Linked DNA regions of Homo sapiens: region 1 is linked to region 2. A link is a loop called in an ENCODE intact Hi-C map of the cell type or tissue named here. Cell type or tissue: heart right ventricle. All regions are shown on one strand. Links, peaks and the distances in the headings refer to the core of each region. The heading gives the core; the rest is flanking DNA. Region 1 has its middle 340 kb from the start of LINC01249. Region 2 has its middle 320 kb from the start of LINC01248.

The links. A loop is a pair of places that touch in the nucleus more often than their neighbours do. Peaks named below come from ENCODE experiments on the same cell type or tissue, not always from the same donor. Only the 100,000 strongest peaks of a DNase experiment are listed, where the experiment ranks them.
Region 1: a loop joins it to region 2, with 11 times the contacts of the local background. A loop is called at or near these places in 18 of 110 quality-filtered maps.

The regions. Positions count from the first base shown.
Region 1 is chr2:4,984,345-5,000,498 of GRCh38, reverse strand. No RefSeq gene overlaps it. Among named protein-coding and RNA genes, the nearest start is that of LINC01249, 340 kb to the right of the region's middle. In heart right ventricle, for the core only: CTCF peaks have their summits at 4,968 (motif pointing left) and 8,090 (motif pointing left); no DNase peak of the experiment used is centred there; H3K27me3 peaks cover 430 bases.
Region 2 is chr2:5,358,291-5,374,444 of GRCh38, reverse strand. No RefSeq gene overlaps it. Among named protein-coding and RNA genes, the nearest start is that of LINC01248, 320 kb to the left of the region's middle. In heart right ventricle, for the core only: CTCF peaks have their summits at 8,176 and 8,378 (motif pointing right); a DNase peak (open chromatin) is centred at 8,383.

The sequences.
Region 1 (16,154 bases), core at 4,273-12,272, 370 kb after region 2:
TGTCTTGTCCTCACATGGCAGAATAGCTGAAGAGCAAGCTAGTTGAATGGGAAGTGAAGCATATTTTACCAGTGCCTTAATCTCATTAAGAATGGTGTGGCCCTCATGGCCTAATCATCTCTTAGGGGTCCCACCTTTTAATAGTGTCATACTGACAACACCTGAATTTTGGAGGGGGCATGTTTAAATTATCATACTTACTTTCTGACATTATAGGATGGTCCAGGCTCATCTTATATATTTTCTGCTCTAGTCCTGGAAACATCCATTGATCCAAAGAATTCTGGTTTTTTTGTTTGTTTGTTTGCTTTTTGTTTTTGGGGTTTTTTTGTTTGTTTGTTTGTTTTGCATTGGAGAATAATATTAAAAACCAAGATATGGCTACTAGGTGTGTTTGTTGCAACTAAGATGTCATTGCTTCCAGGCTTTCCATATATATGAATAAAAATGCTTCTATATGTTACTGCATATGCTTTAGTCTGTTCTCTATGGTCATGACAGAATATGCCAGACTAGGTAATATATTAAAAAAGAGATTTATTTTTTACAGTTCTGGAGGCTGGGAAGTCCAAAAGTATGGCACCAGCATCTGGTGAGGGTCTTCTTGCTATGTCATAACATGGCACAGGGAATCCCATGGCAAGAGGGCAAGAGTGTGCATGTCAGCTCGTGTCTCTCTTCCATTTTTTTTATAAACTCACCAATCCTATCATAGGGTCCCCAACCTGATGACATTATCTATTTCTAATTAACTCCCAAATGTCTCACCTCCAATCAACATATACATTTGGGGATTAAGTTTTTAACACATGAAGTTTTGGGGACACGTTCAAACCATGGTAGTCTGTATCGTTCTTAAGCTAAAATGAGTTCATACTGACATGTACAACTTTAATTCATGACTGTATTGATTATTCTGGCTGCCTCTCTCTTGGTTATCTGTAAATTTTCATCCCGCTTACTTTATTGTTCCATTCCGACATACTGTTGTAGCAGTATCAGAATTGCTAAAATGTAACTCCGTGGGAAACAACTTTATCATCCAGGGTATAGTGCTTATGTGCAGTTTTGTTTGTCTTTAGTCTTACATACCTACAGTGCTTATTTCCCAAGTTACTGGAGCCAGGACCTTATCCCTCAACCTCCTCAGTGAACTTGTTTCATGTATTTGTAATACAGTTCATTCATTTTGTTACATTCTGCATTCCATTGTGGGATCCCCTGACCTCATAAATGATTTATCAGTTTTGCATACACTAAGGTTCACTCTTCGTGCTATAAAGTTCCATGCATTTTAACAAGAGCATAATGTCATGAATCTATCATTCAGTATCATGTAAAATAGTTTTACTATCTAAAAATTCTCCTGTGTTTCACCTATTTAACCATTTCCACTCTTCCAAAAACCCCTGGAAGGCACTGATCTTTTTTTTTCTTTACCATGCTCTAGTTCTGCCTTTTCCAGAATGTCACATAATTGGAATTGTACAGCATAAAGCCACTTCAGATTAGCTTTTTTCCCTTAACAATACACACTTAAGGCTCACTTATGTTTTTTCTTTTGCTTGATGGCTCAATTTTTCCATTGCTAGATAATATTCAGCATATAGATTTGCCATAGTTTGTTTACCCATTCACCTATTGAAGGACATCTTGGTTGCTTTCAGTGTTTTGTGATTATAAATAAAGCTACTATAAATATTCAGGTACAGGCATTTCGTTGGCACAAAGTTTCAAATCAATTTGGATAAATACCTAGAAATGTGATTGCTGTATCATATGTTAAAACTATGTTTAGCTTTGTTAAAAATTTCCAAACTGTCTACTAAAGCAGCTGTAACATTTACCATTTCAATCAGCAATGAGTGAGAGTTCCTGTTTCTCTGCATATTCTCCAACAACCAGCATAGTCAGTATTTTGAATTTTAGACATTCTAACAGGTTTGTAGTGGTATGACTAAAAGCCTATTAGATGACATTGTTATTTTAATTTTTAATTTCATAATGTCAGATGATGTTGAACATCTTTTTAAATGTTTATTTGCTATCTTTATATCTTCCTTAGTGATATGTTGGTTCATATATTTTGAACATATTTAAAAGATTTTTTATTTTATTATTCTTGTTTTAAGTGTTCTTCATATTTTTTAGATATAATCCTTTATCAGATATGTGTTTTGGAAACATTTTGTCTCAGCCTATGTCTTATCTTTTGATTCTCTTCACAGTGTCTTTCATAGACAAGAAATTAAAATTATTTTTAATTTTAAAATACACTCATTTAGTTTTTTCCCTTTTATGAATTACTCTTCTGGATTTGTATCTTAAAAAAATCACCGACTCAGTGTAACATAGATTTTTCTCCTATGTTTTTCTCTAGACATTTTGCAGTTTTGTATTGTACATTTAGGCAGATAATTATGATGATGATGATTTGATATAGACATTTAGTTGTTTCCACACTGTTTATTTAAAAGACAACCCTTTCTTTATTAAATTGCCATTGTTATTTGCCAAAGATTAGTAACTATATTTATGTCATTCTATTTCCACACTCTATTATTTTCTATCAATCTATGTTTTTGTTTGTTTGCTTTCCAACACCATGCTGTCTTGATTACTGTAGTGTCATGTCTTGACATCAGGTTGTATCATTCTTTCAACTTTGTTCTTCTTGAATGTTTTTAGGTATTTTGGGTCTTTTGTTTTATCACATAAGCTTTAGACTCAATTTGTAAATATCTACAAAATAGCTTGCTGGAATTTTAATTGCAATTACGTTGAATCTAAAAATCAGGATGGTAAAAATGGACTTTTAAACAATATTGAGTTTTTCAATCCATAAACACAGAATATGTCTCCTTTTATTCATGTTTGATTTTTTTTTTGGTTTTTTACATATATAATCTGTACTTAATTTCACATTCCCATTGCTAATTTTTCATATGTTGAAAAGTGATAAACCCTATATTAACCTAGTGTCTTACACCCTTGCTAGAATCACTTATTAATTCCAGGAGTTTATATTTCAATTATTTGGGATTTCTACATGACAGTCATGTCAGTTGTGAATATACAGAATTTTATTTATGTATTACCGGTCTATGTATCTTTTATTTCCTTTATCTCTAGGACTTCCAATTCAATGTTGAGTGGGAATGATGAGAGGAGGCAACATGAACATTTTTGACTTGTACCTGATCTTAGGGGTAAAGTACTCAACTTGTCACCATTAAGTATGTTAGTTATAGGCTTTTTGTAGATATTCTTCAAGAATTTAAGCTTGCTTTATACCTATTTTTCTGAAAAAAATTTAATGTAGATGAGTGTAGCATTATATCAAATGCTTTTCCTGAATTTTTGCATTAATTTATATAATTACATATTTTTTGTTTGGTCTGTTAATATGCTAGATTACATGAATTGATTTTTGAATATTAAATTAGCTTTGCATACCTAGTATACATGCCACTTGAGCAAGGTATACATTACTTTTTACACATTTTTAGTTTCAATTTGCCAATATATTTTGAGGGCATTTTGCATATAATCTCATGGAATATATTGGCCTGTAGTTGACCTTTCTTGTAATGTTTTTGTTTGGTTTTGGTATTAAGGTAATGCTCCTTTTACAGAGGGAGTTAAGAAGTATTGCCTCTGCTTCTGTTGCTAAGGGAGTACATGAAAAAGAATCATCTATAACGTTCAATAAATCTAGAAAGAGCAAGTCAGGAGAAATATTATATTTCTTAAGTTTTCTTTTCTTTACATTTTAGTTTGGGAAGTTTCTATTGACTTATCTTCAAGCTCTTCAGTATCAGATTTTTTTCCCTGAGATGAATCCAGTTTACTGAGGACCCTATCGGTGCTGTTCTTCCTTTTAGTTACGATGTTTTTATTTCTAAATAAATGTTTTTTTATTCTTTCTTAGAATTTCCGTTTATCTGCTTATATCACCCATTTCTTCTTCTATGTTGTCCACTTTTTAAATTAGAATCCTTAGTACATGAGTTACTTTAAATTCCGTGTGACAATTTGAAAATCTCAGTCAACTTTTGTAGCTTGCTTTGTCTTTTCAGACTGTTTTTTCTTGCATTTTACCAGGCCTTGTATTTTGTTGTGATTGTTGTTCAAAGGCAGATGTGATATATCAGGTAGTAATAGAAACTGAGGTAAACACCCTTTTATTTACGTACTTATTTTAATTTTTTTTTTAAGAGATGAAGATCTCCCTGTGTTGCCCAGGCTGGTCTTGAACTCCTGGCCTCAAACAATCCTCTTGCCTCAGCCTCTCTCGTAGTTGGAATTACAGGCAGGAATCAAAATGTTCGGCTAAATAGGTTTTTAGTGTGAGGTTTTATGTTAATCTGGCTAGGAGTAAGGCTGTATTTAATGTTTGTTGTATCTGTAGGTGCCAGAGGGCCCAAATTCCTTTAGTGCCCTTGTTTTCATCTCTTTTGTTGAAACTGAGCTTCCCCTAAGACCTCCTCCTTAAACAGTCTGTGACTTTTAGTTCTTTGAACTGTAATCCACTGTTATCATACTGGAGCCCTGTTGCTGCCATGGTAAGGTTCCAGGAAGGGGAAATGTTCTATAATCATAGAATCACTAATCTTATGAGTAAATCTCAAGCTTTTAGTGCACCTGAGTCCTTGGACTGTGACCTTCACAAGTGTTTCTTAGTTTTCATTTCCCCGTGTTTGGCAAAACAGTGAGCCCAAAGAGATCTGGAGTGAAGAAATGCCCTTCCCTGACTGGACCAAGGCTCTGGGATAGTTTTTGTTTGGGTAGTTGGCCTTTGTCATGTAGAATACTCTGTACTTCACAGATGGTGCTCTTCCCCCTAGAGAGGAGCAGGCTCTTCTTCGTAGGACCTTTCTGAAGAGAAAACGGTGCAGTGCCTGTAGGTAAAACCCATGCAAAGTGAGGGATCCCCTAAAACCGCAACTCCCCCTGCTGTCATATCTCAGCCTCCTGCTTTGACACACGTAGCCTCCAGCAATTCATTAAAATAACCAGTTAGAGTTTTTACTAGTTTATGGCTCCAACAACTTCTGCTCCAGGTAAATTAATCTCAGCTGTGATTCTCTGTATTTACTTTTCTTTTGAGAGTTCAGGATGGTGATTTGCAACCTCAATTCTCTGAAGAATACAAAAAAAGTTGATTTTTCAGTTTGTTCAGCATTTTTCTTTATTATTGTAAGGATGAGAGTACTGACTTCCAATCTCTTTACATATGAGAACTGTGATGGGAATGTCTTATTCTTTTCTAAGTGCTTTATCATTTCCCTGTGCTTTGCAGCAAGAAGTTTTTATTAAAAATTTATTTAAAAATAAAAAATAAAAATAAAAAAATAAAAATAGTTGTGTCAATAAAACATTAAGTAATAACTTGAAAACCATTTTTCATGTCAGTGGCATTAGTTTAATGTACATTCAGAAATAATTGTAAATGGTGGCTTTGCTAAATCCCAAGCTGTCTTTTAAGAAGGTACGTTTTATGACAATCATCTTGCCTGAAAATGTAAAGGATTTAGTTATAAGACAGGGAGATAAAACTACAAAATGGGTTATTTCCATCTCTCTACTAAATGCATTCTTCTAAGATTTGAGGATCAACTGTGTGCCAGGAGCTGACTAAATGTTTTTTTGTGTGTGGTGGTGGTGGTGGTGTTGTTTTTGAGATGGAGTCTCTTGCTCTGTCGCCCCAGCTGGAGTACAGGGGCACGATCTCGGCTCATTGCAACCTCCACCTCCTAGGTTCAAGCAATTCTCCTGCTTCAGCCTGTCGAGTAGCTGGGACTACAGGCTTGCTCCACGGCTGATTTCAACCCATGACCTGATGTTGCCCTTTCCTTTTTGCAGCTTCAACATTGCAGCTAAGCAACATTCCTTCCTTGTAAGAGAACAGGACCATGAAGTGTATCTGTTCAGTTTACGGAGGCTGTGCATTGAGTGTCTTCGTGCCCTCTGCTTCACCTTTCGATGTATAACAGCCTAACTGAAATATAAGGAAATGTTATGTCTCCACCCCAAAGTGAACGTAGACGTACGTAAGATACATGTTAGCTTAGTATGCATGTGTGCAGCACATTTGTGGCTATTCATAGCTCCTCCTATAACCTGTTGAATATGTATACTTAGCCAACCCATGCAGCACAAATTCCTGTCTTATCCTTTCCTCCCTCAAAACACCTGCTTCTCATTTTCAGCCACGAGCTATGCTTCTTGCCTGCAGGTTGCTCTACCCGACTTTAGAATTAAAGCTCTCTTTTCTAAATGTACAGATTTTGTGACTTTTTCTGGTGACAATAACAAGAACTAGAAAGAGATGTATCATTTAGGGTTTCATATGCCAGGCAACTGAGTTTGGAAGGGATTGACACAGCTTTGTTTAATTGTATCAAATTTTATTTTTAGAAACCTGTACTCTTCCAAATACAGATCCAAATCTGAAGCTTAAGAAAAAACAAAGCAAAATATTCACACTTAACACTATAAATTTTCAGAAGGAGCTTATGTATAAGCACAGGACTATACAATCAGATATTGATGGACTGAGTATTGATCAATTCTTACTGCTATTTCTTATTCTTTGTATTACATCGTATTGAATGCAGGTGTATTTAATAGAATCTTCTTTATTTAAGAGGCAACAGGATACTTTATCATAATTTAATTGACTGATGTATTGAGAATTTTAATATTATTCTATTTGTTAATATTCCAAACATGAATCAAAAGGCCTATTACTCTCAGATTAAGATATTTGGATAATTAATGTTCAGATATGTGTTTATGAAGTATTGAGCTTTTGAAGAGGAACACGGGTAATTATCACTATTAATTTTGCTCTAAATTATATTTCAACTTGTACAATTGTTACAAGCACGGGTTCTGGCAAATATAAGCTCTTTAAGGAAAACATATTTAGAGTATCACATTTTCTTCGGCTAATAAAATTATGGTCAGTCAGTCACAAACATTTTTGATATGTTGATTTTAAAAGATACAGCAAAATATCTGGTATAATAGTGTTTTTTTAAAATGAGGAAATAAATGATTACAGAAAAGAATAAAATGCAGAAATACTCTAAGATGAGTGTCTAATTACTCCAGAATCTCACTGCTCTGATTTCTAATTTCTGCTATAAACGCCCACACAGGAATGTTGGTAAAGTCTTAGTAAAAAGAAAAATAAAACTAATATCTATTCCTAATGTTGTATATTAAGCCCTAATATTGTTGTCTACTCTTTCACTGAGCAATGTACTCATCTTTTAATCCCCTAGCATCTATAACTTCAGCCACAAATTTCTTATTTTAAAATGGCTTTATAGTCTTAAGGCTGAGGCTATATTTGAAATGAACAGAAGTATAGAGATTGAAATTCCGCAGTGCAATTTTATAACTTTACAAATAAAGATATTATTTGAGATACTGAGAATTTTAATATTCTCTGAGGCTTAAGAAAAAGAAATAAAGCAAAATATTTACACACTATTAATTTTCAGAAGGGGCTTATCTATAAACACAGGACTATACATTTAGATATTGATGGACTGAGTAGTGATCAATTCTTACTGATATTTCTTATTCTTTGTCTTAAATTGTATTGAATGCAGGTATATTTAATAGAATCTTCCTTATTTAAAAGGCATCAAGGTTAAGCGAAGCTTTATGGCTAAGGGCACAGCCTAAGACTAGAGGAATATCGTCTGAGGCCAAGCTGTTTTCCACCTCTTAACAGATACGTAATCTTTACTGAACTTCACTGAACGTTTGTTTTCTCATTTGTAAAACTGATAATCAAAAACTAACTTCTGGAGCTGCTGTAAATATTACCCTGAGAAAAATAATTAAAACAGTAATGAAAACGTCTCAACACAGCACATGCCCCTCTTTGCAAGATCAATATGAGTTATTCTTATTATTACTATTCAGTTAGTGACACGGAAACCCACGGGTGTTTGGTTCTTCTGTTGCAATGGTTTTCAAATGGGGTTGATCTTATACCTCAGAGGACATCTGGCAATGCCTGGAGACATTTTTGGCTGTCACAGCTGGGAGAATAGGGTGCTACTGGCATCTAGTGGGTAGAGGCCAGGGGTGCTGATAAACGTCCTGCAATGCACAGGACCAACAAAAAAATTCTCAGGTCTATATTGGCAATAATGATGAGGCTGAAAAATCCTGTTCTTTGGCACTAAGCTTCATTACCTTAAGAATAAATGTTATCTCTTAATAATCTTTAAATTCTTACTATTGATCACAAGGAATAGGCTTCTTAAGGAAACACATTTCATTCTTTTCTGTAATCACTTTATTTCCTCATTTAAAAAACACTCTTTATTAAACTAGGCATCATGATGCACGCTGGAGGTTCAAAGATCAAATAAATGAAGTTTGCCCTTAGTAAGATCATAGAACGTTAATTTATAGAGGGAAACACATAATTGCCCCGCACAGAGATGCATAAATCATGATGACAGAGATGTTGCTTATGATGGTGGCAGGAGTGGGGGTACTTAAAGATGTTGCTGGAGAGATGGGATGGAGCGTGTCATGCATGGTCTGTTCCCACTAAAACATCTGTGCACTTCACCTTCTAAATCAGGGGACAGGGCTGAAAGGTTTGAAGTGGGAGATACCATGACTCAATGTGTGCTTTATAAAGCTTTTCTGGTGTTAGTATAGACAAGAGATGAAAAATGTAAAAGAAGAAATACACAAACCAAACAGGATAAAATTTAAAAGTGCAAACTAGAGATTGTGAAATTCCAAGTTTGACCAGCGACAGGTTCAAGGGGAGAAAGTTGTGAATAGGGTTTTGCACGAATACTCGATGAATGAGTAGCTGAAGAAGAGAAGGAAGGAGTCCTGTGAGAAACCTAGATTGCTGTGTCAGAGACTGGACTGATACATGTGGAAAGAAAAAGGTGGGGAGAAAGGATAATGGGTTTAGTTTGGACATTCTGAGCTGTGAGGCTGATGTTCACAGAATCTGGGAGAGGGATTGCTTGAAGCAAAAAGAATAAAAGTCACCAAAATACGTATTTAGTTATTGGGACTAGGGGCTGGGCATGGTGGCTCACGCCTGTTACCCCAGCATTTTGGAAGGCTGAGGCAGGCGGATCACCGGAGGTCAGGAGTTCAAGACCTTCCTGGCCAACATGGTGAAACCTCATCTCTACTAAAAATACAAAAAAATTAACCAGGCACGGTAGCGGGCTCCTGTAATCCCAGCTACTTGGGAGGCTGAGGCAGGAGAATAACTTGAACCGGGGAGGTGAAGGTTGCAGTGACCCGAGACTGCACCACTGCACTCCAGCCTGGGAAACAAGAAAGAAACTCCATCTCAAATACATACATATATATATATATATATATATATATATATATATATATATATATATATATGTATATATAGATAGATAGACAGACAGATAGATAGATAGATATTATTGGGACTGGGAAGCCAATGCAATAAAAAATTGAGTCTCAGTGGGTTTTTGTCGACTCACTTTGGGGTGCGATGCTGGTAGAAATGTGGATGTCCTTCAGGTTTTATATGGATCCGGAACCACATGTGAGAAAAGCCTGGGTTGGATATGGACTGGGTGCATATAAGCACCCAGGAGAAAGTGGCAGCAGGGGAGGAGGCTAGCAGAACGCTTTTTTGTTTGTTTTTAAATTATCTGAGCCCATTCCAAATGTCACAGGTAAATATGAATACATAACTCATTAATTGTTAGCAATAAATGAGTTTGTAAGGATGTATTTTCAGTAACATTAGCATCTCTATTATACTATTGTGCCCTGAATTCACAATTCACAGCTATACTTTCCATCTTATTCATGTAATTATACCAAGTATGGTATTGCATACAATTATTGTTCTTTACATATTTATTGATAAAAACTAAATTAGTAATTTTACAAAGGAGAATTTCTCAAGTCACATTTGACTGATTTGCTCAAGTTTAAATTACATATATACATATATGTACAATATCTATATACCCATAAAATACATATACATGCATTTATATGTATATGTATTTACACACCCATAATACTTGCAGTACACAAACACAGGCACACAGACCTGTTTTTTTGAGATAATTTTAAATTCAAAAGAATGCATAATTGGCCAAGTATTGTCAAATGAAACCATGCTTATTTTAAAGTGAAAGATATAAAGAAATAACTGACACTGTAGATGACAAAGAGAGTCCTTTGGCCGTCCCTCTACACTCTGATACCTGCTATTCGGGTAGCTATGTGCCTACTTAACAAGTGATTGTTTTGTTTTCATGGGTGTGACATCTGCTCGGTAGTACTGGTAAGGCCATTGCTTCTCAGCCTGGAGCATCTCTGGCTCCTGAGGGCTGCTCATATTCACATCGCCAGACCTGCAGGAGTAGCCTCGCGTCTCCTGAGGCTTCAAAGGACTCAGGCCCTGCTCACTGCCCATGATGAGAAAACTCCAGAAAGTGGACAGCAAAACAGTGCAAGGCAAAAGGCAAATACCTATTTTCCAATAATCATTTGGAAAATGTCATAGTTTGGGATGTGAAGCCCAGAGAATTAGATTTTGGGCTGAGGCTGCTATTTGGTGCCCATATTCCCGGGCCAAGTCCTGTCATTCCCCTGAGCTTCGGTTTTCTTACCTGTAGAAAGGAGACAGTAACGCTTGTCTTGCTTCCCTCAAAGGCTCATGAAGAGGGATGGCTGGGATCCTGGAGAGTTAGAAGGGGCTCCATATACATAAATCTGGATGAGCTAAACCAACTTGAGCCCTGTCACTGCTGTCAGGAAAGGAAGGTGCGCTCTGGAGCTGGACCCCATGGCTTCCTCTCTGCTCAGACACCTGGGCAAGCAAGTTATGGAGTTTCACTGTGCCTCAGTTTCCCTGTGGGGGAACTCCCTGTGGGAGAGCACTTTTACTTGTCTGACATTCCTGCTGTGGACTTTATCAAGGTTGGAAATGTAAAGCCTTTACATCCAGGGCTGGCACGGAGTGAGCTTTCAGGATTAATTAGCGTGACTTTGATTCAGAGCAGGCTGCAACTGAAAATGAGATTTTTTTTTTCCTTGGAGCCAATTTGAATTTTACTTGAAGAGATCACAACACTGAACACAAATGAGTCTTTCACTGCTTCTTCTCTCCAGGCCTCTGCGTGCCTGTTCTGAAGCTCAAGCTTGCCTGGTTTCAGTGCCCCTTGAAATATGAAGGAAGCTCTGTGCTGAGAGGACACTTGGTTCTCAGGTGAAGGTCTAAGAAGAAAGGACGGTTTTTACTCCCCAGAAACTCACATTCTTTGGAGGAAATTGGAGAAACACACTTAGGACGCCCCAGGAACATTTCCACATTTTTAAGGTCAAGTAACAGAAGTTAAAAAGGAAGTAGATAGACACCATTGTTTTCTGACCTTTCCTGACATGGCATATCCGTCTAACATACATCTCTTTACAAAAGTGGAGTAGTTATTTGCAGCGGAGATTTAACAACCCTCGATCTTTATTGACTTATATCTTTTCTTGTGCAGCAGACTATAACCTTGTCTACCTACCCAAGTTACCTGTTTATTAAAAAAAAAAAAAAAAAAAAAAACTCAGATTTGGGGGTTTAGGACAAAACAGGTGGGCCTCAAATCTATTTACAAATTAAAAGATGGTATTGATTTAAGGCTCCAGATTTTCACTCTCACACTCAGGGCTTCATAACAGTCTTCTAAAGTTGTACCCTACTCATGCTTTCTTTGCTAAGGTTAATAATTAACAAGTCAACCAAAAGGGGCACCTATGCCCAAAAGGTCACTGGACAGTGACAAGACAGGAAGAGCTGCCCCACGTACAGGCTGTCTTACACCTGTGACTCCTGGCCGGGCGCGGTGGCTCACGCCTGGAATCCCAGCACTTTGGGAAGCTGAGGTGGTCAGATCACTTGAGGTCAGGAGTTCCAGACCAGCCTGGCCAACATGGTGAAACCCTGTCTCTACTTAAAATACAAAAATTAGCTGGGTGAGGTGGCAGGTGCCTGTAATCCCAGCTACTTAGGAGGCTGAGGCAGGAGAATCACTTGAACCCAGGAGATGGAGGTTGCAGCGGATAGAGACAGACTCTGTCCAAAATAAATTAAAAAAAAAAAGGAAAGAAAGAAAGACCTGCAACTCCAGCTGCAAAAATCCCTCATGATTCCCTTTGGTTCCCTTTGATTTGCTTATATGCTCTTAGCCTGGTGTGCATGTGGACCTGATGATTGTGAGTGTCTGTGCACATTTTCCTGTGAGGAAAATGAATACTCTACATTTCCTATGGTTACAAAGATCTGCTCAAGCAAGTTAACACAATTAATTATGCAATGTGAAAAATTTCTATCCCATAATTCGTATTTATCAGCACACAAGGTTTGACATAATTTTGGAAATATTTTGGAGGAAAATATTATACAACTGCATTGTAAGCTATAGAATAAATATGTATTAAACACCCACTATATATTTGTGTAGACAAATTTTTTTTTGAGACCGAGTGTCCCTCTGTCACCCAGGCTGGAGTGCAGTGGCACGATCTTGGCTCATTGCAACCTCCGCCTGCCAGGTTCATGCCATTCCTCTGCCTCAGCCTCCCAAGTAGCTGAGACTACAGGCACCCACCACCACGCCTGGCTAATTCTTTTTGTATTTTTAGTAGAGAGGGGGTTTCACTGTGTTAGCCAGGATGGTCTCGATCTCCTGACCTCGTGATCTGTCCGCCTTGGCCTCCCAAAGTGCTGGGATTACAGGCGTGAGCCACCACGCCTGGCCTGTGTATCCACATTTTTATTTATGTACAGACACATATACACATTCTAATTTTACCTGCTTTTAGTTTTTGTAATTTATTTACAATTGTTTATGCATTGGAGAAAAGTCATATATATTTGAGAATATTTAAATTCATCAAGACTATTAAATTAATATGAATACACTTGAATAGTATATTATCTTTTGCTGATATATATGCATATTTTACAATTTATATTGTATATACATGAACAAGTTCTATAAGAACACAATTATGTGCATTCACACATCATTTGTTCAAAAGCTCAGGAGAATGTTATCTATCAGATAAGTGAGTTTTTCAGATCATTGAACCTTACTATTTCAAGCACAAGCATTTAATTTTTAATATCTGCAAGGAAATTTTCCGTAGGTCACTCCCTTGAGTTCTTGGGAAAATACTACTGAGCATAATAATAACAGTGAAGAAAATAAAACAGAAAATATTACCGTAGATTGAGCATCTATTATAGCACTCACTTTGCACCTGCTTATGTCAGGAAATCCTTGAGACTTAGTAAACCGGGTCCTCTCATTCAGATATAAGTATCGAACAAAGTGGGACTTGGAGAATTTTGGTAACAAGATTCAGTTATAAAACCAAGAAGTAGAATTAGGATTTAAAGCTGTGTCTTTCTTGCTCAAAATTTCATTGTCTTTCTCATGCATTTTCTTCCCTTGAGTACCTTACCATACCAGCATTTATGGTTGTCTGCAGGCTCTGACACCTATAGATAGTTTTTGTTTTCTAGTTTTTCTGGGGCTTCCTCTGATGTTGAAGTCTCCATGTTGTCTTCTACTGCACATGACTTTCTCTTCTGGTTCTGCCAGTTCTCCTCAATTTTGTTTCTTGTAAAGTGCTCTGTGCTGGTTAATCAGAAAAGTGGGTTTGATAAAAACTATTGGTTAAAGCTTATTTGGTAATTAGAGGTATGTATTCCCCTTTTTTCTTATAAAAAATATATATTTGTGTCAGTTTCTGTTTTCCTAGCAATAAGGGTACTGGACAGAACGACTTTAAAGCAACCAAGGTTTTGCGGTGTGTACATATTCACTTGCTAGTCACATTTTACTATAAAGAAATATTTAAAAGGAAATGCAAATCAACAACGATGCCAAAATCTCAATAAAACGCACGTTGAGAAACATTTAATAAATACTGTCGGTCAGTTTGAGTTCTTCCAAAATATGTTCCGTTAACAGCTGCTTTGCAAATTGTTTCAGACCTTTAAGAAAGAAAGCATGTTAATAAAGAGCAGGGGGTCACCTCCTTCCCCATCCTATTCTATGGGAGATTTGTGCATACTTCTACAGATCATATAAAGGTTTTATCTCCGTGTTTCTAAAACTGGTTTGGCTTTTTCTAAACTGTATGAGAAGAAAATCAGATCTCTAGTTTCTTTGTAGCATATAATTGTAACAAGATAGTCAAAGAAAAGAGAAAGCTTAGAGAAAGAAAAGTCATTTCTTAAAGTTTGAGGATTTAGTAGATTATGAAAGAAAACTAGCTCAGGTTCAAAGGGTTACTAGAAAATCTAACAGGCCCTGCCAGCAGAACTTTTGTGGTGCTATTAATATATAGACTTCAATGGGCAGTGTGAAATGTAAAATAAGATTTTTAAAGCTCAGTGATGAAAAGGACATGGATCATCCACAAAACTCACTTTAATTAAAGGTGGAATTTTGGTGGACGGTGAGAGAGTTGAGCATGTGGAGGAATTTACAGGTTCAATGTGGTGACACCAAAGTCTCATGTTTTCTCTCTCAAAGAATTTCATATTTTGAAGATAAGCATTGTAGTCCATGAATAATATATGACAATATAGACACATTGCTTCTTTTTAATCTTTTTACTGATTATGAAATTCCTTTTTTCATCAAAATTTATTATGACCAAAGAAGTAAAATTTTACAAGTAAGTGAAAAAAGTAGTTTTACCCAATTACAAGCGAACGTCTCCCTAGTATCTAATTCCACATGTATTTATTTTCTTCACCGCCTCTGAAAGAAATTCCAACATTATTTTCCAGAACATAAAGTAGAGAAACAGAATTACTTTGTGTGCGCATGTGTGTGCGCGTGCTCACGTGTGTGTTTTGGCTTTATCTCTGTTCTTCAGGGACTCCAGGTCTCTTCAACTTCCTCCAGCACAAGCTCCAGATGCCCCTGAGGCTGTCAGGAGGCAGCATTCATAGGAACTTTGGGCCTTATTACGGTATCAAACTGTCTTGCATCCTCTTCCCTGACCCGCTGCTGTGGGGCTATTTGCCAAGGCCACCAAGGAGATGTGTTCTGTCAGGCCCCTCAGTGAGAGGTACTGACCTCCTGCAAAAAACCGGGCGTCCCCCGCCCAAGGAAGAATTTTGTCAGTGGCCCTGCCCTATCCCTTCCTCTTCCCCTGCAGGGCGAACGTGAGCGGGAGACCTCCCGTTTGTACCGCACTGTCCCTTCTGGCCTCCCCCTCTCCTTCCCACTCCCCACGTCGTCTACCACTGCTCCTCTTGCTTCACAGGTAACAAAGCCAGCCAGGTGTCCCATGTCCCAGATATTGTGCACTAAGGAGCTCAACAGCTTTCTCTTGGACTTGCTCTTCGTTGAAGACCTCTTGCATGAGAACACAGCTATTGATCATGGAGTCCAGAACAAAGGAAATCTTAGTGTGAGTGGCATTGTCCTAGTACTCAGGATCCGTCTCTGTACTTCTGGATTTTTGAGCCAAATGTTTGTGGTTTTCTCTTTTCTTGCTAGGTTATTCGTGTAAATATGTGGCTGTGTAGTGGGTTATTCACAAAATATGCGATTCACACTTGCTGTCCACATATGCCCTAAATGAACCACTAACACGTTTTATCCAGGCAGTCCTCAGTCCTAAAGCTCACCTTCTCTAACTTTACAAATGCAGTTTCGTTTTTCTTATACATTTTGTAGAAAAGCTAAAGACCATGAGCAGCATACTGCTTGGAACAATGTTTAAGGGTCCAGTAGGAAGATCAGTCTGACTGAGGTGAATTGAAGCTTGGCCTCTTAAGCAAAGAAGAGAACTGTGGGTGCCAAGGACCCAGGTGGGGTTTCCAAGAAATAGGGAGGTTTCTCGTCAACATGCGTAAAATTTTAATTATGCAACATGAATAAGTTCTAGAGATGTGATGTACCACATTGAGCCTATAGATAACATGATGATATTGCACATTTAAAAATATGTTAAGAGAGAGAATTAATATTAAATTTTCTTGCCGAAATAAAAAATAAAATAAACTAGAAAATAAGTAAATAATTAAATAATTCTTGCCTCTTACAACTAACTTTGGACAAATGTCCTACCCT
Region 2 (16,154 bases), core at 4,666-12,665:
GAAACATGAAAGGAAGCATCAGGGAACCTTTCAGGAGTTTCAGCTTTCATTTCCAGAGGCATGGGTGAGAATACTTCCTTTACTCCTCAAAGAAAGGCCTATGATAGAAAACATTTGCAGGAGAAATGCTTTGGAAGTTCCGCCTTTTTCAGAAACAACTTTTAGGAGGCAATGTTACAACTTCAATTTCATTATACCCCAGAATTTGTGATTTCTGAGGACACCTACTCTTGGTTTTTAAACCTGATTTAAAATAGGTGACTCTTGCATTTAATCACAGCAAAGCTTAAGAAAAAATACATCCTATTATTTTAATAGGTGGAGATACCTATGTTAAAACATGCAAATATCTGCAAGATGAATACCTGAAGAAAGAATATGGTCTTAAAAAGTTAGGAATCTTGTAAGGATACTAAAGAAAATGTACTTTTAAAAAATTACTACATGAGAAAGCCTTCTGTCTTTCTTATTTCTAGTCACATTTTTCTTCTACTGAGAGGTGACACATTGCATTGCACCAATAGTTTTGAGGTCTTAATTCCATCCAAATTTTCCCACATTTGGGAAGTAATACACAACTTTACTTATCTTTAAAATCCCATAGGTAGTTTCTTTAAATCTGTGTAAGTACTATCCTCTTTGTAAAAACACATTTAAGACGAAAGGAACTCTGTGTATGTATTATTCATTAATTCACTCTCTTCTTTGGGTTACAAGTAAGAGGATCACCTAATTACCCTCATGTGCCGGGTGTACAGTGAGCAGTGCCTCCCACAATGCAGTCACAGAAGTTAGAAAACATGTTTCTCCTCTGGGATTGTTTCTACAACTTGGGCTCCCTACAGAAGGGCAGGATGACCTTTGGGGTTCTTGCTTGGAAATGTTAGATAAGGCTCCTAAAACCAATTTTCTGAATGAACTCCAATCCCATGGAGTCTAAATCCATGCCATGGTTTGGTGGCACCCCGGCCCCCTGGGAGAGAGGAGCTTTGTCCCAAGGAAGACAAAGCCTGGCGCATTCTCTCAGGGAAGACTCAAGGCAAAGAGTTCAACAGCTCCTGTTGTTTCTCCTGGGTCTGGACAAGGGGCATTCTGTACCTGTGGCTGACAGGCAGGAAAGGGATCATCTTTCCAGCGCAGCACTAGGGCTGTGGGAGGACGTGTAAAGTGCACTTAAAAAAATAATCATTAGAGGCCTGTAATAGGTGTCCCCTTTTGGAACTTCGATGCTGTGATGACCGTTTAAGGGGAGAAAAGTGTGGGCTTTAGAGCTTCTTCGCTGCTTCTCACAAACACAGGTTCACTCACAACAGCCGGAAAGGGGTCTTTTGTAAATAAGATGTTTCACTTTTGTTGTTGGAACTGCAATGTCTTTGCTTTGCGACATGTGCTCTTTCCTTACTAAACTCCATGCAGGAATGCTGGAGATTCAATGGATGGGTTTTTCCTGTCTCTCTCTCTCTTTCTCTCTCTGGTTTGTTTTTGTATTTCAATTTTTAACTTGATCTGAATAGCTATTCCACAACAGTATGCGGTAAACATTATTTGAAGTTTTATTAACTACTACATACATTGTTTTTTGTAAAGTAGTCTCTTATGCTTTTTAACCGTAAGTTAAATAATTTGTTGTTTGGCCCATATGTGTTAATAAGGTGTACTACTGTCAGAGACAGGCAGAAGCTCCGGACTCCAGCCTCAAACCCTCTCCCTGACACTCTCCCTTCTCATGGAGTTTGGAAAATTATTTGCAGAGCCTTCAAAGGCATTCATAATGCTCAGTATGTAAGATACTTACAGATGTTAGAAATAGAATGACATATAATCAGGAGAGTTCCTGCTTCACATCTTCTCTGTCTTAATGCTTTCATTTGTGATTGCCAAAGTGTTCACAACTTTTAGCAAAAGAAGTATTGACACAATCTGCATATCAATGGAGTTTTTCTTAATATGAGCAATAAAGTTATTAAAATGCTGGTTAAAATGCATGATCTCCAGTTCCATTTCGCAGACATGTTTTTAGCCTCTCAGGGGTGAGAGATTAAGCTCCGGGGCATTTGAGGGCTTCAGCAAGGAGTACATGGCTCATTTCAACTCTGCCCTCACTGCTATAAACAACTTTAAAAATTCTGGTTCAGACTCAGTTAACGAGCGGGAGTCAAGTAAGAAAAGAGTAACTTACCTCCATTATCTCTCTTTGAATGGTTTTTCCTTACAGCGCAATCAAATCCACATGGGATGACAGTTTTCTGTCACAGAGGGCATTTATAAAAATATGACCGACACATAAAAGAAAATCTTAAAAGTGATTAAACAACTGGCAATTAGTACTAAAAGAATAGCATTTTAGGCATGCATACAATTCTTCACAGGAGTACTTGGATTACTTCAGCTTATAATTAAAGGAAGGTTCATTTGCAAAAACACTTTGAAGTATATCATGTTCTTCTTTATTTATTTAACCAGCAAGTATTTTTTAAGCACTTGTATTAATACATAGTTACTTTTTTTCTTTTGTGATTCTTCACCTCCCCCCACTGAACTATAGGCTATAATAATCACTGAGCATTGAAGCACTTGAAGGAAGTGTCAGCTTCATTGGGTTAAATACTCTGATTTCATTAAGAGGAAACTGAGGCTCTGAGAAATAAGTGGCTTTTGAGGTTTACAATGTAAATCATTGGCAAAACCGGTGTTTTTTTCATTATGTTTCTTTTTATTAATCACTACCTTGTCTTAATCCATACTATTTCTATTGTATACCTTTTTCCCTTGGGATTTTGGTCAACAGAAAGCTTTTGAGTTGATAGATGGGAACCCTTAGATTCTAGAATTATAAACCAGCAAGATGGTGGACGGTTAGATTTTAGAAAGGGAGTTTGTTGTTGTTGTTTTTGTTTGTTTTTTATTTTTAAGAGACTCCTTGCCACTCTAATAACATGCACATTTCAACTAGTGTTCAGGAGACAACACTCTCTAATTTCGTATTCAGCCCTAAGAAATGGGAATAGTGAGATTTCTAACATGGTGATAGAAGCTCTGTGTGTGTGTGTGTGTGTGTGTGTGTGTGTCTGTGTGTGAGTGTGTATGTGTGCAGGTGTGTAGGCATGTGTGTGGTGTGTCTGTGCCTCCATGAAGGTGTGTGCACATGTGTATATGGCACTGCGGCTGCCCTTTCTAGAAGAAAGTCGAGGCAACAACTTTCTCCCAGTGATCATCAACTCGTGTCTGGTGCAGCATAGAAAGTCCACATCCAGCAGAAGGCTGGGAGAGCCCTTTCTACCCTGGGCTGGGATGGACTGGCTGGAGACATGGCCCTGTGTGTCTCTGTGATATGTATAAACTTTTGAGGGAGGCCACATGCACAGTGAATTTGATCTACATCGTTCCCAAAATATTTTTCTTTCTTTTTAAATTTCTTTTTAATTACAAAAAATAGAGATGGAGTCTCGTTATGTTGACTAGGCTGGTTTTGAACTCCTGGCCTCCAGTGATCCTCCTTCCCCGGACTCCCAAAGTGCTGGGATTATAGGCATGAGCCACCTCGCTCAGGTGTTTACAAATATTTGAAGGACTATAATTTAGAAAGCTAACCTTGCATAGCCTACAGCTCTGGGCACGAGGTATACAGAGGCAAATGTTGGTTGACCACAAGGAAAAGTTTCCCAAAATTTAGAATTTTATATAAAAAAGTGAACTTCTTTGTGAATTCATGAATTGGCCATCATTAAGGTTTTAAGAGGCAAAGAAAGCCTTTGCATTGGAGATGTTTTAGAATAGCGCTCTGCCTTGGGTGGGGGCTCTGCCTGATGACCTTGCTACAGCCGATTCCTGGGTCCCTGTCCCAACACAGCAAAGCAGGCCCCATGCCCAGCCCACACAGCATGCACCTGCTGGGTCAAGGAGAAGGAGAAAGGCCTCTGCAGCCTGCTTACCATCAAAGTTGGCTATCCAGCAAGCAGAGAGGTCCCGCTCATCAACATTCCTCCCAGCTCCACGGTGACAAGCTCAGTGGCAGTGGATCAAAAGGGGCCTGCCTGGCACACGCAGATGGGCTCCAAGCATGGTTCTGTGGACAGAATGAGAATTGGAAGGATTCCAAATATATGTTCTTCAGGCTACCATGTGAGCCGACATTTGAATTCCCAGAGTCTTAAAATTCTTCCTACTGAGCTTGGCACTGTGTCATAGTAATCCTAACCCCCACAGCAGTCATTCTAATGAACACTAGCATTACCAATGCCGTAAGTGTTCCATCATCTAGATCCCAGGTCTGAACCATGTTGAGAGTGTAGGAGCTATGGGCACCCGTTGCCCAGTGGCCCTTTGGTTAGCGATCAACAAGATCAGTATGTACTAAGAGAGAGTTTTGTGCTGCTCTCACTATTTTATTATGATAAATTACATTACATCGTGTTATATTATAGTCTATTTATATTACATACTATGATAATATAGTATTTTACCTTTATTTATATTACTTATGCCATTATATTACAGATGATCATGTCTTATTATGTTATAATATTATCATATTGTATTATTTTAACACCCGAAGAATGGGGAAATGGCATAAGGAAAAGCTACACAGTCGCTCCGTTGGAGATCTTCAGAGTAAAATAATCGAAGGAAGGTAGCCAGGTCCTTTCACACCGGAGCATCTGCACACCCATACATTGGCCAGGAATGATGGATGACCTGTCTCGCGCTGGCCTCATGAAGGGCTCTGGGCCCTGTGATGGCTGGAGATGGATGGAGACTCAGAGGAACTTTATCTCTAAGGGTCCAGGTGGTAAGGCCTGTGGTGTTGCTTGGAGACCACAGTACTGATCTGGGTTTAAGCTGGCCTGGTTCACATTTTCATCAGTGATAGATGACAGGTTCTGGGAGGGCAACTGACCTCTATTAAATTGTTTCAGAACCAGAAGGCCTAAATCCTTATACGTTCAATTCACGATCGCTTTACATTTTCTTTCTGTGCCTCCTTTGCCTTCTCCTTCTTCCCCGTATGTCTCCTTTCCCTTGTCGTCTGCCCACTCCCACTGGTGGTCCTTCCTTTCTCTTCCCTCCTGGTCCTCCCAGGACATCCTTGAGGGCCCTGCCTCAGTCCCTGCACTTCTCGGAATGCTGCTGTGTCCAGCTCTCCAGGGGCCTGAGAGAACCAACTTTCAGCAGAACCTTCATGTCTCATTCTGAGAAGGCAAATGCCTTCCGGCATGATTTCTTTGATTCTCATGATTCTCATTGTATAACATTTTGTGACGCACGGTGTGTGTCTCCCTCATTAATGTAACCTGAGTGTCACCAGCACAGGACCCTTGTCAGACGGTCTCTACTGTGTCATATGTGCAAGCTGGCCACATGTTGAGAGAGACAGATTAGAATTCCATAGAAAGAGAGACAGAAAAAAAAACAGAAAAGGAAAAAAGGAAGGAAGGAAGGAAGGAGAAAGAAAGAAAGAAAGAGGGATAGATTTGAATTTCACAGCCTTAGCTAGTTGTCCCTATGCTTTTCACCCAAGAAAGAAAGAAAAGGAGAGACAGAGAAACAGAAAAGGAAAGGAAAGGAAAAGAGAGCTTTAGTAATAAATTTTTAGTTAAACGTTAATCTGAGGTCTTTCATGAAGGGCAAAAAAAAAAAAAAAAAATGTAGCCCTATATTCTGGCACTGTAGATCAAGCTTAGTAAGCAGAATGATCTCTTTAAAAACTCTTTGCTGGGCTGGTATGGAGGGCTGCATATTTTCTCGTGAGACAATGGCAGATTTTACGCAGCCTGGGATCCAGTGACTGTGATGTATTTTACCTTAACTTTGACAAAGACTTTAGTCCTTCTGCGTTGGAAAGTATGAGAGGACTTTCAAGCACTTCACAAATATGTCCTTCTTATGATGCCTTTCCATTCAGAAAGTATCAGAAAAAGCATCTTCCCCAAACAGTGTGTGCGCAAGGTAAAGACAGGTGGAGCAGGTGCAGCCCCAGTGGTAAGAATGCGAATCGGAATTCTTTTTTAGCAGAGGGGTTTGCAGATCACACAGAGACATGGAAACATCACCAACGACAGGACACGTATAGCAGGTTGCTCAGAAGTCTCCAGAAGACCTGTGAGGGAAAAGGAAAAGTTAAATAGGGCACCAATCACTGTACCAACTGAAGAAGGGCAGGTGTGCTTAATGCGTTTACTGGGCAGTTCTGATTCCCATCCCAGGACGGGTGCAGTGGATGCCCAGAGCTCCCTCTTCAAAGCCTCCTCAGGGCTTCAAGAGTCTCCTGCATAGAGGGCCTGGTTTGAGCACTGCAAAATCTTTAATGTAGGCCTCTTTTGTTTCTGCTCTTTTCCTTCCCACTTTCATTATATTCCTTCATGAAATGCTCCTAAGTAATATTTTGAAATAATCCAGATATTTAATTTCCTCAAAAGTACTTTTAGTGATGTCTTCCATTACTTCTCTGAGCTCTTAATTAAAAATGCTGTCAAACACCTATTCCTTGAACACTACCACATTCTCATATGTTCATATTAACAAGAAGATACTTTGTCAAAGAATATAATAAAATTACAGATTTAAAGAAAATCTTCAGCATCCTATTCAATTGAATCCTGCTTGCTGTATCCCACATTCAGTTTTTAAAGGAAATATACCATTGCATTTCAGACACATAACTTTTTTGAGAACATGGAATATAGACTCTATAACAAAGTGCATGCTTCCCTTAGCACAAACTTCTGGTTGTACTCTTTACTTTTTCTCTTGCAGTAAAATAAAAACTGTCCAAAGCTTAGCAGAGTTAAAGCAAACTAACTTGAAACACATTTCACGATAAGTGATAGACCAGGCTCTTTCCCTCTCTCAAATCCTAGCCCCAGGGTTTCTTAGAATTCAGTTGATTGTTTCTTTGGGGAGGAGGATCCCTCCACATTCCTCCTGAAGCTTTTGGACTCTCCCTTTTAATCCTTTCTCAGGTGGTTCAAGTCACAAAGACGCCCTCTGCCTAAGAGCAAGCTCCCTCTTGCCCCAGCGAGACGCCTCCTGACAGTGCCTGACGGCTTCGCTTCAGGTGCTGGGGCTGAAGTGGCCTTCAAATTTCACAGGGCCCTTTGGGTTCCTAGTGCTCTGCTGGTACCTTCTGTGCCCCGATCTTGTGTCTAGAAAAGGCCATCTTTGCCGGGTGCGGTGGCTCACGCCTGTAATCCCAGCACTTTGGGAGGCCGAGGCAGGTGGATCACGAGGTCAGGAGATCGAGACCATCCTGGCTAACACGGTGAAACCCCGTTTCTACTAAAAATACAAAAAATTAGCCGGGCGTGGTGGCGGGCGCCTGTAGTCCCAGCTACTCGGGAGGCTGAGGCAGGAGAATGGCGTGAACCCGGGAGGCGGAGCCTGCAGTGAGCCGAGATCGCGCCACCGCACTCCAGCCTGGGCAACAGAGCGAGACTCCGTCTCAAAAAAAAAACAAAAAACAAAAAACAAAAAACAAAAAAAAAAAAAGAGAGAGAGAGAGAAAAGAAAAGGCCATCTTTGTGAGAAAAAGACCCTATCCTTTCAGTGAGTTTCTTTAAACGGCCCACGTTTGAGCTGCTCTTCTCCAAGTGCTAAAGCCACGGCACATTCTCTTCTCTGTCGTGGAGGACGCGGATTCTGCAGCATCCTTCACAGAGATAAATAAAAAAATGCGGGTTGTAGATCCTCAGAGGAACTTACGCGAATTTTTTAAAAAGAAAATAAAACCAGGATAGATCCAGCAGGGAACCCAGGTGTTATCATTTCAGGGGTGCAAACACTTCGTCCACGCTCTATCTTACTGTGTGACCTCAGGGAATGCCTCATATCCTGTCTGGGCCTTGGTGTTTTCACCTATAGACTAGGCCAGGTAAAGGAGAAATTCCTACACCATTTTATAGTCTGCAAATGGAATTGGCCTGTAAAAATATCACACAGTCCCCTTTCCTGGCGGATGATGATGAAGAGCTGAATTCTATCACTCCATCAGTGGGATGTGATGTAGGGTCTCTGAACCAAAGAGCCGGTGCAGCGGTGCCTCGGGGGCGGTTCTGTGCAACTGGAAGAACTTTAGGGTGATCTCTCTTCCTCCTCCCTCAATCTCTGTGTCGAAAAGCCCCACAGAGTTTGCTGGTTTTTCATGCCAATGAGCCAATACATTACATTGCATAGAATTTCCATTAATAGTCTGTAGTTTTCATTTTGGAGACCAAAAATGTCAGATTTAGGAGAATTCCTATCTGGTCCTGTTGTATAATTTGCATCTACAGAGATAAGTATGAATGTGAGGCGATTTAAACGTGTCTACCGAGCGCAGGGTAGGAAATCACTTCCTTCTTTCACAACGCTCACGTCCAAAACTGCCCGTGTCAGTCCACCAGGGGGCGCTGCCTCACCGAAAGGGGAGGGCGGTGCGGCTCCCATCACTTGACTGACGCCAGCCCAATGGAAGGCGTGGGCCCCAGGCCACCAGAGCTTTCTCCAGGGGCGTCGTGTTAGCTATGGCAGGAGAATAACATTTTTGAAAAGTGCAAATACAACATTTTGATTTAAAAATGATTGTCTATGAATACATAATTTTCATAGCTATAGTAATAGCAAATTATAGCAAATCCATTATAATAGCATTCTGATACATATCAAGTTTCATTAAGTTAAAAAAGAAGTCTGGAAAACAGGGAAATATCTGCCTAAAATATAGTTGTCCATCTTGAAAATGTTCTGTCAGCTCTTTCTCCAGTAAAGTCCATCAAAAGTAACAGAGCCGGTGGACAGTGCATAGGAATCCCGGCTTTTTTAATCTTAATGATGACATTTGGTTGTGTCTGTGAAAGAGAACACAGCTAGATTTAATGCCATTCTCAGGCCTGCAGATTCCAAGTTTGAAATCATAAAAATACCATGATTTCCCATAATTTTAATGTATGACAAAATATTTACATGATACAAAGAAAAACAGGAATAATCTACATGGCTTGTGGGTTGGAACAATCAGAACATCTGGATATGAAATGGCTGGAAGAGAAAACCATTTTCAAAAGCATACAAATGAGCAATATATTCCGTACACTCCAACTTGTTCTGAACTTAAACAGTATCAAAAGTATGGTTTCCCTTTTGGCAAATCTTGTAGACAGTTAAAATAAACATCTAAGTACTATTCAAAAAAAGCTAATTTGTTTGTTACTTTGAAACACAAGTTTTTTCAGGTGTACTCTGTACTTCTTTCTCATACCAAATGACTTAAGCTGGGCTCATGTTTAACTTCAAAGAATTTAATAGAAAATCTAAACTTTGTCTTATTAGGATACCACAGAGAACTTATTTTAGAAAGTTTGGACACGTAGAAGTTTGTTTTTAATTTTAGTGTCCAACTAATATAAAACCAAGGCACTGTTTTTGAAAGTATTAAAAATAAGCATCATGAAAAATATAGGCAGTCTATCTTTCTTTTTTCCCACAACTTCTGTGACCCAGACATATTACCTTTGCCATCCTGCACAGTTACCTGAGATTCCTTTCTTCTTGTCTTTTTACTCACCCTGGATGCTTATATTTGTGTGTGTGTGTGTGTGCGTGTGTGTGTGTGTGTGTGTCTATGGGTGTAGGTGCATAAGGAAAAGATCACATAGCAAAGAAAAAGTAGACTTGGATTTATTTCTAGAATTGGCTTAAAACCTGGATCTTTATTTTCCTAATGTAAAAGAATTAGACCTAGTGGTCTGCAATAGTCCTTCCAAAACTCAAACTCACTGGGTCTATGAAAATTAATGTTGTATAATCGCGTGACCACTCCCTTGTTCCCTAGAGATATGGTGGCATGCGGTACCAGCAGTAGGCTAGCTCTGGAACATAGAAGTTGCCTGGTAAGTATGTGTTTGTTGAATGAATCACCACCATTGGGTCTCTAAGCTCTAATATTATTATCGCCTGGGGGCAGTCCTTATCTCTCTCTGTCTCTCCTGCCTATATTAAATCATGTTTCAAAATAACAATGCTCTTCCCTTGTTGCCTCTGTGGTGCAGGAGCTCTTAAACTTTAATAATTCTTGCTTTCCACCACCATATTTTTCTAAAAAATGTAAAATGTATATACACTGAAATCAAGAATTTGTTCTGGTAGATCCTGAAAAGAAGGTAGCATGGGTTAGTGAATAGATTGAGAGTCAAGAGAGGGGTCAGGTAAACACAAACGTGCTGACCCTCCACAGCAACACACACCTGACAATAGAGACTCCATGTTTCAGCAGAGATTTGCTGCTGGAAAAGAAGACATTATTCTCGGTCATTTGTTCCTGGCCATTTTCCTTATTTCCTTAAAAATATATCTTTAAATAATAAAAAGAAAAAGCAAGTGTGATCACAGAGATGAGTAGACCCTGTCAAATTGTTTCTGTGCAGAAAACACCTAGTAGCTAAGGAGCTATATGAACATCACATGCTTAAATGGGTACTTATTAATTTGTCATGCCCTAGGACAGAATTTTTAGATAATCCGAAATATACAATGCATACCATACCTAAAGAGGGGTTTTAATCCCATTCAGAATCATTCTTGCCCCATCCATTTAAGAAATAAACTTTACAAAATTTGGCCATTTAAAAAAATGCGCAGGGGCCGGGTGTGGTGCCTCCCGACTGTAATCTCAGCACTTTGGGAGGCCGAGGTGGGCAGATCACCTGAGGTAAGGAGTTTGAGACCAGGCTGGCCAACATGGTGAGACCCTGTCTCTACTAAAAATACAACAACAACAACAACAAAATTAGCCGGTTGTGGTGGTGCACGCCTGTAATTTCAGCTACTCAGGAGGCTGAGGCAGGAGAATCACTTGAAGCCAGGACGTGGAGATTGCAGTGAGCCAAGATCATGCCACTGCACTGCAGCCTGGGTGACAAAGTGAGACTCCATCTCAAAAATACAAAAACAAAAACAAAATACACAGACCTGTCTTGGTATTTTTCCATATAGATTGAGAATAGAGCAGAATTTGGCCTCAGAATGCTTATTCCTGATCTCTCATGCATCCTAACAGTATATTACAAAACAAACAAAGAAACAAATTGTTCTGTTCTTTTGGAACTTGGTAATTAAAATAAACCAAATAACTATTCTAGGTGCGTTAACCCCAAGTGTCAATGTCTGAGACAACAGTCACAAAGTTGGCTACCCTCCAGTGTGGGTATAAGAGCTGAATATATAGTAATAAGGAATGCTAACCTAGGCTATTAATTTCTTTTTATATGCCGCTGTTTATTTCACTCTTCCTTGCCTTTCTCCCTTCTTGTTTTTGGTTTTGTTTCGTTTTGTTTTTTACTTTGTTTAACCAGGAAGCTGGTTTTAGACTCCCTAAGGGAGTCTTAGGGAGATTTAGAGGGTTTGGGGAAGAGGTGAATATAACAGAGAAAGGGACTTGCAGGATATGAGGATTTTTTTTTGAACTACAATCAGAATCAATTTTCTATATTGGGGAGTTCCTACCACTGCGTATGATTCTAAGTAGGAGGCAGACAGCATTTCCTATCACAGAAGCAAAAAGAGAAGGCCCATTTTTCTGCGTCCAGGGAAGCTCTGGCAAGGGCCCCAGCAGCGACAGCCTGAGGCAGTGGTAGGGGCTTCGTGGGGTCTCCTGTCCCTTCCAGGCCAGAGTCTCCTGCCTGTGCTCCTGAAAGCCTTGTCTCCTTTTGGTCTCATCCATCTTGGCCTGGGTCTGCAGGTTTCTGGGTCATTCGGCACCTTAACCAACCAAATTTCTTTTAGAATAAAATCAGCTGGCATTAATTTTACGGCTTGTAAAGAAAGACTATAACGTCTGTTAGAGAAACAAATTTGCTTTCCATACTCCACCAACACTGCACACATGGATGTTTCTGGAGAACAACATGTTAGCCCCTCACTGAGCCCAGTTTTAATCCATAATCCATAACCTCAAATGAATCCTCAATGCCCAGCAATCATGGCAGCTCCATGACCCAGCAATTCTCCACTATCAAGAACCTCTTCGCACCCTTAAGAGGTTTCATTTATATGGGTAGTTTCTATTGGAATTAACTATATTAAGAATTAAGACTGAGAACTGTTGGAATATTTATTTATTATAAACCCACGACATGTGAACACAACATATTTTTACGAAAATTTAGTGAAAAGAACAGCTTCGAGGTTTGCCAGTCTCTTTGCTGTCAGGCTGAATGCAACGTAGCTGGGTCCCATATCCTCCATTGATTTGTTGCAACAAGTGGTTAGGTTGAAGTAGATTCAGAAAGATGCGAGGATAATTTTAGCAACCTTTTATGATACTTGTGTATATCCTTCTCTGATATTACAAAGAAATTTGAAGAATATAAATTTCTGAAAGGTGAGTTGCAGTGAGGAAAGACTGGAACTACATCAGTGAACTTTTTGTCCTCCGTTGCACTAGTCTGTCATGGACTTTCAATGCGTCTTTCATCTATGTGAGATTTTGTAACATCATGCACTGGCCCCTTAGAAAACATTGGTTCACCGAGTTATCCAGATTTTCCACATGTCCACATATTTCATTATCCAATGGCAAAAATATTACACACTGGTTATTATCACTGCCCATCTCATCAGAAATATCTTCAAGTGGAGAGACACGGTTAGGCTCAGATGAATGGATACAAGTTTTCCATGTTTCTGACCTTCACTCAAAAGTTGAAATATTATCATTGTCAATAAACATAGCCAGTTGTTTTTTCTTGAAATGACAGGCTCGCTTCATTCATTTTCAAGAAAATATCTGCCACATCCCCAGGTCAGAGTGGCCGGTTTGTCTGTCAGTCTTCTTTTCAAACAAAAAGTGTCCAATTCAGCTGGAAGCTCAAATACTTGTCGAGACCTTTTCCTTGACATGAGCGTGATAACCATCATGCTTTGGCACACAGGGAAGTGCTCAAAACACACCTCACACTTATCACACAGAGGAGCAAAAAGATATGTACATAAGTGTTGACATTCAATCATATTTATAATCTTTATATATACCTCATGGGTAGTAAGGGAAACTGGAATATGTGTATGTGTGTCTATGTATTTACATGTTTTTTCATTGCAAAGGCATGGCAGGAAGAGCACAATGGCCATTAGAACAATTCGGTTCTGCTGCCTCCATTCGGCTTGGGCCAGCCGTTTTACTCATCGTTGTTTTTGCAGTGCAAACATCAACACGATGAAACAAGCAAATAACATCTTAATTTTCTTATAAAAGTAGTTTTGACTTCGTAGATGTCTTGTAGAAGTCTCGAACACCCCAGGGATCTGCAGACCTGCCCTCCTAGCCCAGGGCAGCCATCTAGAGCTGCAGATACCTCCTTCCTCTCATTCATTTCTATCTGGTAATCTGATTCCATGTTACCTTTAGATGCAATCTGGAGAGAGCTTCCATCTGCACCATGAGCCCATGCCATCTTCTGACTCCTGGAGCTACAGTGAAGATATATTTTGTATTAATGCTTAACTTCTTCATTTCAGTTGCCATTGAGGTAGCCTAATAACATTCATAAGTAAATACTGGATTTTAGTTTGCAATAGAAAAACCTTCCATGTAATATAATATGTCTATACAATTAATAATTAATTACTTTGTTAAAATATGTATCTTTAAATAAATAAACATTGGTAGAGACCATGTTAAGCATGTCTGAGTTGAAGCTTTCAAAAAAATAAAGTCTTTTATTAAAAATTTTTAAATAAAATAGATTATAAGGTAGAACATTGCTTGAAAGAGTCATATTTTAACAAAATTATTTTAAATTTTTTGGCATACACTCCCAATTATTTTAAATAGTTTCTCCAAATGGGGACTATTTGACATAGTTCGTATATACTAGCACAGAGGGGCCAGCAAATCCTGCTAGCAAAGCAAAGCCCATGCCCTGCACCCTGACCGCAAGAGCTGTGCAAGAGGGTTGGACATAAAAGGAGCGATCATAGGAACTTCAGCCGGGGTTGGACAGGCAAACACACAGCATGGCCACCTTAAGCTAACTCTGTCAGTACTGCTGGATTCCTTGGTGAAAAGCAGGATGGAGTGGGGAGATTTGGTCAAGGATGAAATTGAATACTTTGGGAATTGTAATACGCCCGAGTCACTCAACCCACCTTTTAAGAGCCTTTAGACCATCTGGGGTTGTTTGGGGCACGTGAGGGTGGAGCGTGGCTTTCTTTTCACTGTGGGGCTACTTTGCCCTTGGGAGAGCTTCTCACATCTGGTAAGACACTGGCATATGACTCCATCTACAAGAGGACATATTTTCCCCGAGGAGGATTCGCGCTTGCAATCAACGTTGCAAACAGCTCAGGGAACAACTCAGTGTTGATCATGTGAAACTACCCTTCACCTCTCCGTTTTTAATGATTTTTTTCTCCTTGCATCAGTGACAGTCAACTCAACCACATATCCTTCCACATGATCTATTCAGTCATTTTATTCTGTTCTGAAGTCTGGCATTCAGTCATTCAACAAATATTTGGTAAATTGGAAAGTTAGTCTTCCAGGAAGTTTCACCATCCTGAGACTTTTGTTAGATCAGGTAACCCACTAGAGAGAGGAGAAACACATAGTTTATCATTTAGTAGGAAACACCTGCAACTGGATTATTGCATGACTGCATTTGTCTACACAATATAATTTTTACCAAACATTTAAAAATAATGAGTAATGTAGGTTTTATATTAAAAAAGCATAAGCAGTTTTCAAAATAAGGATGTGGCAGTAATATCGAGGCTGTATTGCATTTAAGTGGGCCAGGTTCACACACATGGCTAGAACAGCAAAGGAGTGATACGCACAATTATGCTTGTCTCTTTAAAATTCCGTGGCTCCTAATAGCAGAATCATCTGCTCACGCCATCTGCCAGCTGTGAAGTGAATGAAAATAGCACGTGCAGGTACCGTAATATACAATCTAATTAGTGTACTAAACTTTAATTTATTGGTGAAATTGTAAATATAAAAACAATTATAATTTAACAAATCTGTTCCTTTGCTGCTTTAATGAACACTCTGCATGTGCTGGGTTACTGTGTGTAGTTTTCTTTTTTCTATTGTATTGCAAGCTACCATCCTTAATATATCACAGGGACAATGAAATTGCACTGTGCACTGGTCCACTCATTTTCTCTGCATTTGCAATCATAATCGGAATGCACTCGACAATGGAACAGCTTCATTGCAAATAGAAGTAAAATTGAAAAGTTCTTTGCCAATTTGGCATTAATTCTGAGGACATCTTGAGGGCTTACCAGAGATAAGACGTCTCTGATGGCTTTTCAGCCTTTGAATAGAATAATTTAAAATAATCTCTGTCCAGTGACTGCTTTCCCTAGACTTTTCCTCCTTTTCTCTCCTGCTTCCCCTTTTTCAAAATGTTTCATTTTTTCCCTCTGTTCCTCCTGCACTTCCTTTTCCTCGCCACCTCCACCTTTCCTCCTCCCGCTCTTCCTCTTACTTCTTCTTTTCTTCTTCCTCTTTCTCCTTCATGAAGCTGGGGATACTGGCTATCACCATCCATCTGAATAAGAGACATGTTAAGAAGTGTGGACTGTTGAATGGGTGTCATCAAATACTTTTGCACATTAATGTGAAAACAATCTTTTAGTTAAATGGTGGTATCTTTTTTTTTTTTTTTTTGAAACGGAGTTTCACTCTTGCTGCCCAGGCTGGAATGAAGTGGCGTGATCTCAGCTCACCGAAACCTCTTCCTCCCAGGTTCAAGCGATTCTCCTGCCTCAGCCTCCCTAGTAGATGGGTTTGCAGGCATGTGCCACCATGCCCGGCTAATTTTGTATTTTTAGTAGAGACGGGGTTTCTCCATGTTGGTCAGGCTGGTCTTGAACTCCTGACCTCAGATACGCCCGCCTCAGCCTTCCAAAGTGCTGGGCTTACAGGCGTGAGCCACCACGCCCGGCTGGTGGTATCTTTTATAGAAAGGGATTAGATAATTCCATATCAAATTTGATTATTTGGGGAACATGGGATTATGTGGGCGAAATTAAGTTGGATTTTGCATTGCACGTGAGCTAAGACTTTCATGTTCCAGATTCTAAATGTGCTCTAAAAAGTGTTATTCACTAGGCAAAATAGACCTTGAATAAAAAAAATGTTTTGGAGATGGACTTTTCTGTTATTTAAAGAC